2 separate regions of the Homo sapiens genome follow, and region 2 is linked to region 1. The links are chromatin contacts, found by Hi-C or POLR2A ChIA-PET in ENCODE. All regions are on one chromosome and are shown on one strand. The core of a region is the stretch at or near the end of the contact, and the rest is flanking DNA. Distances in the headings are between cores, read along the strand shown.

Region 1 (3,189 bases), core at 593-3,092:
CCCAGGTAATCAAAGTGTGTTGGCAGAGGAGAGGGAGGGTGGTAGGGAGACGGAGTTAGAGATATGGAGAGACAGAGAGAGATAGAAAGGCAGAGAGGAGACAGATGGTAGATGAGGTGCATGCTTGCCGTATGGAGCCAGAAAAGGAAGTCATCACACATCTGAATGTGTGAATCCGAGACCAAAAAGCCTGGGTCCCTGTCAAACACTGGGTTTTTTCATGACCCTGAAGTCCCCAAATAAACCAGCCAGCTTCCCCCACTTCTCTATCAGCTATTTCAGAGACGCTACCAGTAGAATCTTACCTTCAGCCCTTATTGCCAATGCTGTTTTTGTTTATGGTAAGGAGAAAAATAACTCGTGTTTCTGTAGGGATCTGCAATAAGTGGGTAAAGCTGAGCTGTAGAATGGAGAGAATTTGAGAAGTGACCCACACCTCCACCAATAGCTGCAATGGAAGTGAGGCCTTTACCTCCTAGAATTGGAATGGTGGGGTTCAAATAAAATAATGTATGTGAACTTGTTGAGCCGAGCCCAGTCCCTTGGAGCCACATAAATGCATTTGTTCTTTCTCTATGGTAAATTTTGTCCTTTGGGGAAGGGAGGAAGAGGGAGGAAGTCACTTTCATATTGAGTTTTTTGAGACTGTCCCAGAAGCTTCATCACCTACCATTCACTCCTACCATCCTAATCCAAGGCCTGTCCCCCTATCTACTCTTGCCTTCCAGAGTTTATTCTCCATACAGCAGCCAGAGTGATCTTTTTAAAAAACACAAATAGCATCTTGTCACTTCCCTCTTTAAAACCCTTCAAATGCCCCCATCACAGAGTAGACTTAAACCCTTTGCTATGGGTTATTAGGCCCTAACGTGTGTTGCATCCTCTGACTTCATCTATCATTCTTACTGTGGCCCACTCTGCTGCAGCCACACTGACCTTTCTGTTTCCGAGCTCACCAGACTGTTCCCTCCTCAGGACTTTTATATTAGCTGTCCCCTTTGCCTAGAATACCGTCTGTTCTTGTCACTTGTCATAGAGGTCTTGTCTGATCACCCAAACTAAATGAGTGCCCCCATCATTCTATTTCATTTGCTTCAGAGCAAATGGTAATGATACCAGTTCAACTGATCTTGTCTATCATTTGTTGACTTATTTGTTCCATTACTGAATCCCTAGTGCTAAGCAGAGCCTGGCACGTAGTCGACCTCTAATATTCATTGGATAAACGATCGTTTCAAATCCTAACAACAATCTTGTGATGTCTGTGAGAAAACGGAGGTTCTGCCGGCTCAGGATGAGATTCCTGCTCTGTCTGAACGCGGGACTCGCTTTCCTTCCCAGGATACCTCGCTCCTTCCACCGCGAGCGCAGCTCCCCTTCGCTCCCATCTTTCTCTCACACTTAACCCCTTTCTCCGGGAAAGTCAGGCCGTACTTCCAGTCCCTTCTCAGAGCCTGGTGTTGTGGCTCTCAAGCCCTCCCACATTTCGGGAACTCAGAAACGCCGCCCTTTTCCTGAAATGGACCCTCCGAGTACGCGCAACCCCTTCCCTAACCCCGGCTCAGGGGCAGAAGCAGGACCCGCACCGTCTATAGTAAAATAGGGTGGTCTCCTTAGCCCATCAGCTTAGCGCCCTCACTCCGCCCCCACTCCCTGGCTGGAGACCCTCAGGGCCGTTTAGGGGCCAGGAGGAGGTTCCAGGAGTCAAGGACATTGAGGACATCCAGGCCCAAACGGGATGGGCCAACTACGCGCAGCAGAACCTTTCTCTACCGGGCCCGCGTGTGCCCGCCGGTCGGCTTAGGCGGAGACACCCCACTTAGCGTCCCTCCCGCTCCCGCCCTCTCCTCCCGGCCCTGTCTGCGAAAGCTCGTCTTCCTCCCCGCCCAAGTTCCGGCGCCGCTCTTGCGGGAGCGTTCCGCATCGCCCCGGGGGCCCCTACGCGAGGATCTCCGGGGCCGTTGGCAGCGCCTGGCACTTCTGAGCTCGGCGGACGAGAGCCTGCAGGTTTCCTCCAGTCAGGGACGGCGAAGGGCGGAAAGCGCAGGAGGAGGCAGTGTTAGGCCTTAGGCCGGGTGGGCCGGGTCAGGAGAGACGCGCCCATCTTTCGCCATCCGGGGTGCGCGAGGTCCTCTCGGGACCCGGCCGGCGACCCGTAGCTCGGGCACGCGCCTGTCGCATCCCGCAGGAAGGAGGGGTCCGGCCTGAGGCCCGGGGCGGCGTCCGCCATGGAGATCCCCTCGGTCCAGGGCCGGCGCCTGGGACCTGGCGGGCGGCCCTGACCGCCTTCCTCCCTGCGCGGGCTGGGTCGCGGACGTGCCCTTCGCGGCACTCGGCCTCCTCTGCGTCTCCGCCTTCCCTGGGCCGCACTGCTGCCTGGGCGCGGCGGCGGCGACGGCGCCCTGTTGAATGGGCTGTGAGGGCCCAGGTTTAAAGCGCTGGCGAACGCGGCCTCCGGGGGCGCACGGCAGCTGCAGCGGTGGCGACCAAACGGGTGTTGGAGTTGGCGGCGGCCATGGAGGGCCTGGCTGGCTATGTATACAAGGCGGCCAGCGAGGGCAAGGTGCTGACTCTGGCCGCCTTGCTTCTCAACCGGTCTGAAAGCGACATCCGCTATCTGCTTGGCTATGTCAGCCAGCAGGGAGGGCAGCGCTCCACGCCCCTCATCATCGCAGCCCGCAATGGACACGCAAAGGTGGTACGCTTGCTCTTAGAACATTACCGGGTGCAGACTCAGCAGACTGGCACCGTCCGCTTCGACGGGTAGGTACATCCCAAGCCAGCCTCTCTCCGACGCGCGCGGACTCGTTAATTCACGGGCCCTCCCCTCCCTCACCCTCTCTTACCCTCTCTTCATGTAGGTACTCACTTCTCCCCTTTTTGTACCACCTCCTGCCCCACTAATGCCCACTTCATCTTCCAGGGCTAATAATCCATCCCATGTTTTGCTGCCCGTCCTCATCAGCCCCTACCCCTCATTCCCTCTGTGGGAAGATAACCACACCCTCGGCCTTGAAATCTAATAGTCGTCTTCTCTACTAGATAGTCTGTGAACAAGCCATTTGGAGGAGGTGGCTGCCTTTCCAGGTTTTACTTTTAGTGGAACTGGTGATGTAACTGATCAGAAATTAAGGAGGTCAGCGGTTAACATTGAAGAACTCCGAAAGAGTTATTTGGGCATCCATTTTT
Region 2 (2,968 bases), core at 403-2,902, 5.7 Mb after region 1:
AACTTTGGCACAAAAAGAAAGAAGTTTCACATGCAGACTTCGGGGAGCATGGGAGTGTAAGGAAGAAGGGGATAGCACAGAGCTACATGAGGGCAGGGGCCCCAGAGCACCACAGAGGTGAGGCCCTCAGTCCTGCAGGTCCAGAAAGAGCATGCCCCTTGATCCAGGTACCTGGAATTAACTTGCCTCTCCAGGGCTTGAGAAAACCTGAATGCAACTCGTGAATTTCCTTTGAGAAGTGTTAACTTCCAACAGGACTTTGGGGTAGTCTGGGAGCAGGCTATCTTCCAAAGCAAGCAAAGAAATGAATAAAGCTTCCCCAGCTCTGCCTCCTCAGCCAATCGCCTCTGGCCTCCGAAGCCCCATCCTGCCATAGCCCACTTCCAGGTCCCTTGTGCAGATGGCTGCCCACCATATTTGGCTTTCATGGACTGATTCTCTAAAGGCCTGGGAGTACTGACCAGGCTGGAGGGAAGGGCAGGCTCCTGAGGCCTTACAGTCCCTAGGAAGTTGCGTATCTGCCCAACCCCTGCTCTCCACCCTGCAGACTGTAAGGTTTACAAGAGCCAGGCCCTATCATCATCCTTTCTAGTCTGTTTCTAAGTTGGAACAGAGTACGGAATGGGTACACAGGAGCCAGCACAGTGGTTGCGATGGTTTAAGTTTGAAGCCGGGGCGCTGACCCAGTGAGGTCACCTGGAACTGTGCCCCTTTCCCCTTACCAGCTGGGAGTCTGACATGCTTTTCCATTGGCGAAGACCTAGCTGGCTCTCCCCTCACCCTCTTCATACCCGCTCTCCAGCTCTCCCCCTCCCTCCTGCCCCCACCACCTCAGATCCACCAGCCTTTCCAGCTGTCACTCAAGGCATCATCCTGCTCCCTCACCTCCAGTCACTGGCTTCCCAGGATCTCTGAATCAAGTCCCTCCTCTGCATCCCACAGCCACTGTCCTAGACCAGGGCACCTGCTCCTAGGTTGTCAGAGTGACTGTCCCATCATGCACAGCTGATCGTGTTGTTCCCTGGTTCCAAATCCTTCAGCAACTTCCCATCACTCACAGAACTGGTTCAATCTCCTCAGCTAGGATCTTGTCCTAGCACACTCCTTGGGTATCATTTCTCATGAATTCCCTCTTAAATCTGAAAATGGCCAAAATTAGTTCCCAAACAGGCTTTTGCAAGAGCTATCTTTTCTGTTTCAAGTGTCCCCCGTACCCCACCACCTACAACCCTAAATCCCTGGTGAATTTCCACTGCTTTTGCAGGTCCCAGCTGTGGGCTCTCCTTTCCAGAATGTCTCCGTTTGCAGGCTTGCTCTTCCATTACATCTACGGCTCTTAGAAAGCAGGGGCTGCGTGTGGCTCATCTTTGTACGCCCAGCTCCCGGCAGGACGTGGCACGAAGCAGTGCCAGTGTGAACGGATGAATGGATCAAAGCCGGGAGCAGGGCTGCCCCCCTGCAGCTCTGCCCTACCTCTCCCGCTTTACCGTAAGTCAGCGGTAGGTCTGCAGCTCTCCGCCTCTACCTCCTCCCCGCTCTGGGCGTGTCTTTAAAACCCACAGTCGGCCTCTCTGCCCCCTAGAACCGCCCCCAGCTTCTGTCTCACTTCCTCTCCAGAGGCGGGCCCTGAGCCGGCACCTCCCCTTTCGGACAGCTCAAGGGACTCAGCCAACTGGCTCACGCCTCCCCTTCAGCTTCTCTTCACGCACTCCAAGATCTAAACCGAGAATCGAAACTAAGCTGGGGTCCATGGAGCCTGCACCCGCCCGATCTCCGAGGCCCCAGCAGGACCCCGCCCGGCCCCAGGAGCCCACCATGCCTCCCCCCGAGACCCCCTCTGAAGGCCGCCAGCCCAGCCCCAGCCCCAGCCCTACAGAGGTACTATTGGGTTAGGGGATGATGGGGTTAAGCTTTGTTGGTTTGCTGTGGTGGGGAGAGGCGGGAAGAGAGGGTCTAACGGAGGATTTGGTCAAGTACCCTAGAGAGTGACACAAAGCGGGAAGTCCAGACACCAGGGTCCTGACCGTCTCGGGTGGGGCAGGGAAGGGAGGGTAGGATAGAGTAGAAAAGAGGACACGGAGGAGTTGGGGCGGCCTCGCTGGGCTGCGGTTTCTCCACTGAGCAGTTGGGCAAGGTGAGAAGGGTCAGTGGCCTCCGGGCCTGGGCCCTTCCGCCCACCCTCGAGCCCTGCCTCAACTTTGCCTCAGATGCAGGACTTCAGATTAGGGAGGATGGAGGTAGTACCCCTGTTGCGCTGGCCTGGAGCCAGGGGCATGTCCCAGGCACGGCAAAACTAAAACCAACTTCCCAGATCCGAGGTGAGAAACTGGCTCAGACTGAAGAGGTATCTTTGCCAAGGCCTCCCAGCTCATGTGGTTTCTGCTTAAGGAAGCCTCCCCAACGAACCCTTCTCTTGCCACACCTTTCCTGCCCACCTCCCACCTCCCCCGACAAAGGAACTACTTGGGTTTCTTGCTCTGCTGCCTTTCAGGCCCTTTTACTCCCCTTCATGAAAGTACAGAGGACACCGTATTACAGTAACTTTTATAAACATTATTACAACTAAGAATAACATTACTTAACAATACTAGGTAACATTTATGAGCACTTCAAATGTGCCAGGTACTGTATTAAGCACTTTGGTTTTTTTTTGTTGTTGTTTGTTTGTTTTGCTTTGTTTTTTGTTTGTTTGTTTATCTGTTTGTTTTTGAGACGGAGTCTCACACTGTCGCCCAGGCTGGAGTGCAATGGTGCGATCTCGGCTCACTGCAACCTCCTCCTTCCGGGTTCACGCCATTCTCCTGCCTCAGCCTCCCGAGTAGCTGGGATTACAGGCCACGCCACCATACCTGGCTATTTTTTATATTTTTAGTAGAGATGGGGTTTCACTATGTTGGCCAGATTGGTCTCTAACTCCTGACCTCGTGATCCACCCACCTCGGCCTCCCAAAGTGCTGGGATTACAGGC

Evidence for each region. Hi-C counts contacts between places; a loop is a spot of excess contacts on that map. ChIA-PET counts read pairs that join two places held with the same protein, here RNA polymerase II (POLR2A). Pooled maps may share reads with other maps.
Region 2: a map of CD4-positive, alpha-beta T cell shows a loop between it and region 1 (8-fold over the local background). The contact joins the promoter of PML here to the promoter of FEM1B in region 1. A Hi-C loop is called at or near these places in 2 of 168 maps with a recorded cell type or tissue (CD4-positive, alpha-beta T cell and CD4-positive, alpha-beta memory T cell) and 6 of 50 pooled maps. POLR2A ChIA-PET finds 5 or more read pairs at or near these places in 3 of 52 experiments (MCF 10A, activated CD4-positive, alpha-beta T cell and activated T-cell).

The regions. Positions count from the first base shown.
Region 1 is chr15:68,275,903-68,279,091 of GRCh38, forward strand. It overlaps FEM1B (fem-1 homolog B), which reads left to right and starts at 1,843. Exons shown (of 2, transcript NM_015322.5): 1 at 1,843-2,763. The coding sequence starts at 2,516. RefSeq lists enhancers at 1,839-2,740, 2,483-2,682 and a silencer at 2,123-2,452.
Region 2 is chr15:73,993,064-73,996,031 of GRCh38, forward strand. PML (PML nuclear body scaffold) reads left to right here and starts at 1,653. Exons shown (of 9, transcript NM_033238.3): 1 at 1,653-1,878. The coding sequence starts at 1,750. It also overlaps a transcript of STOML1 not described here. RefSeq lists an enhancer at 2,066-2,235.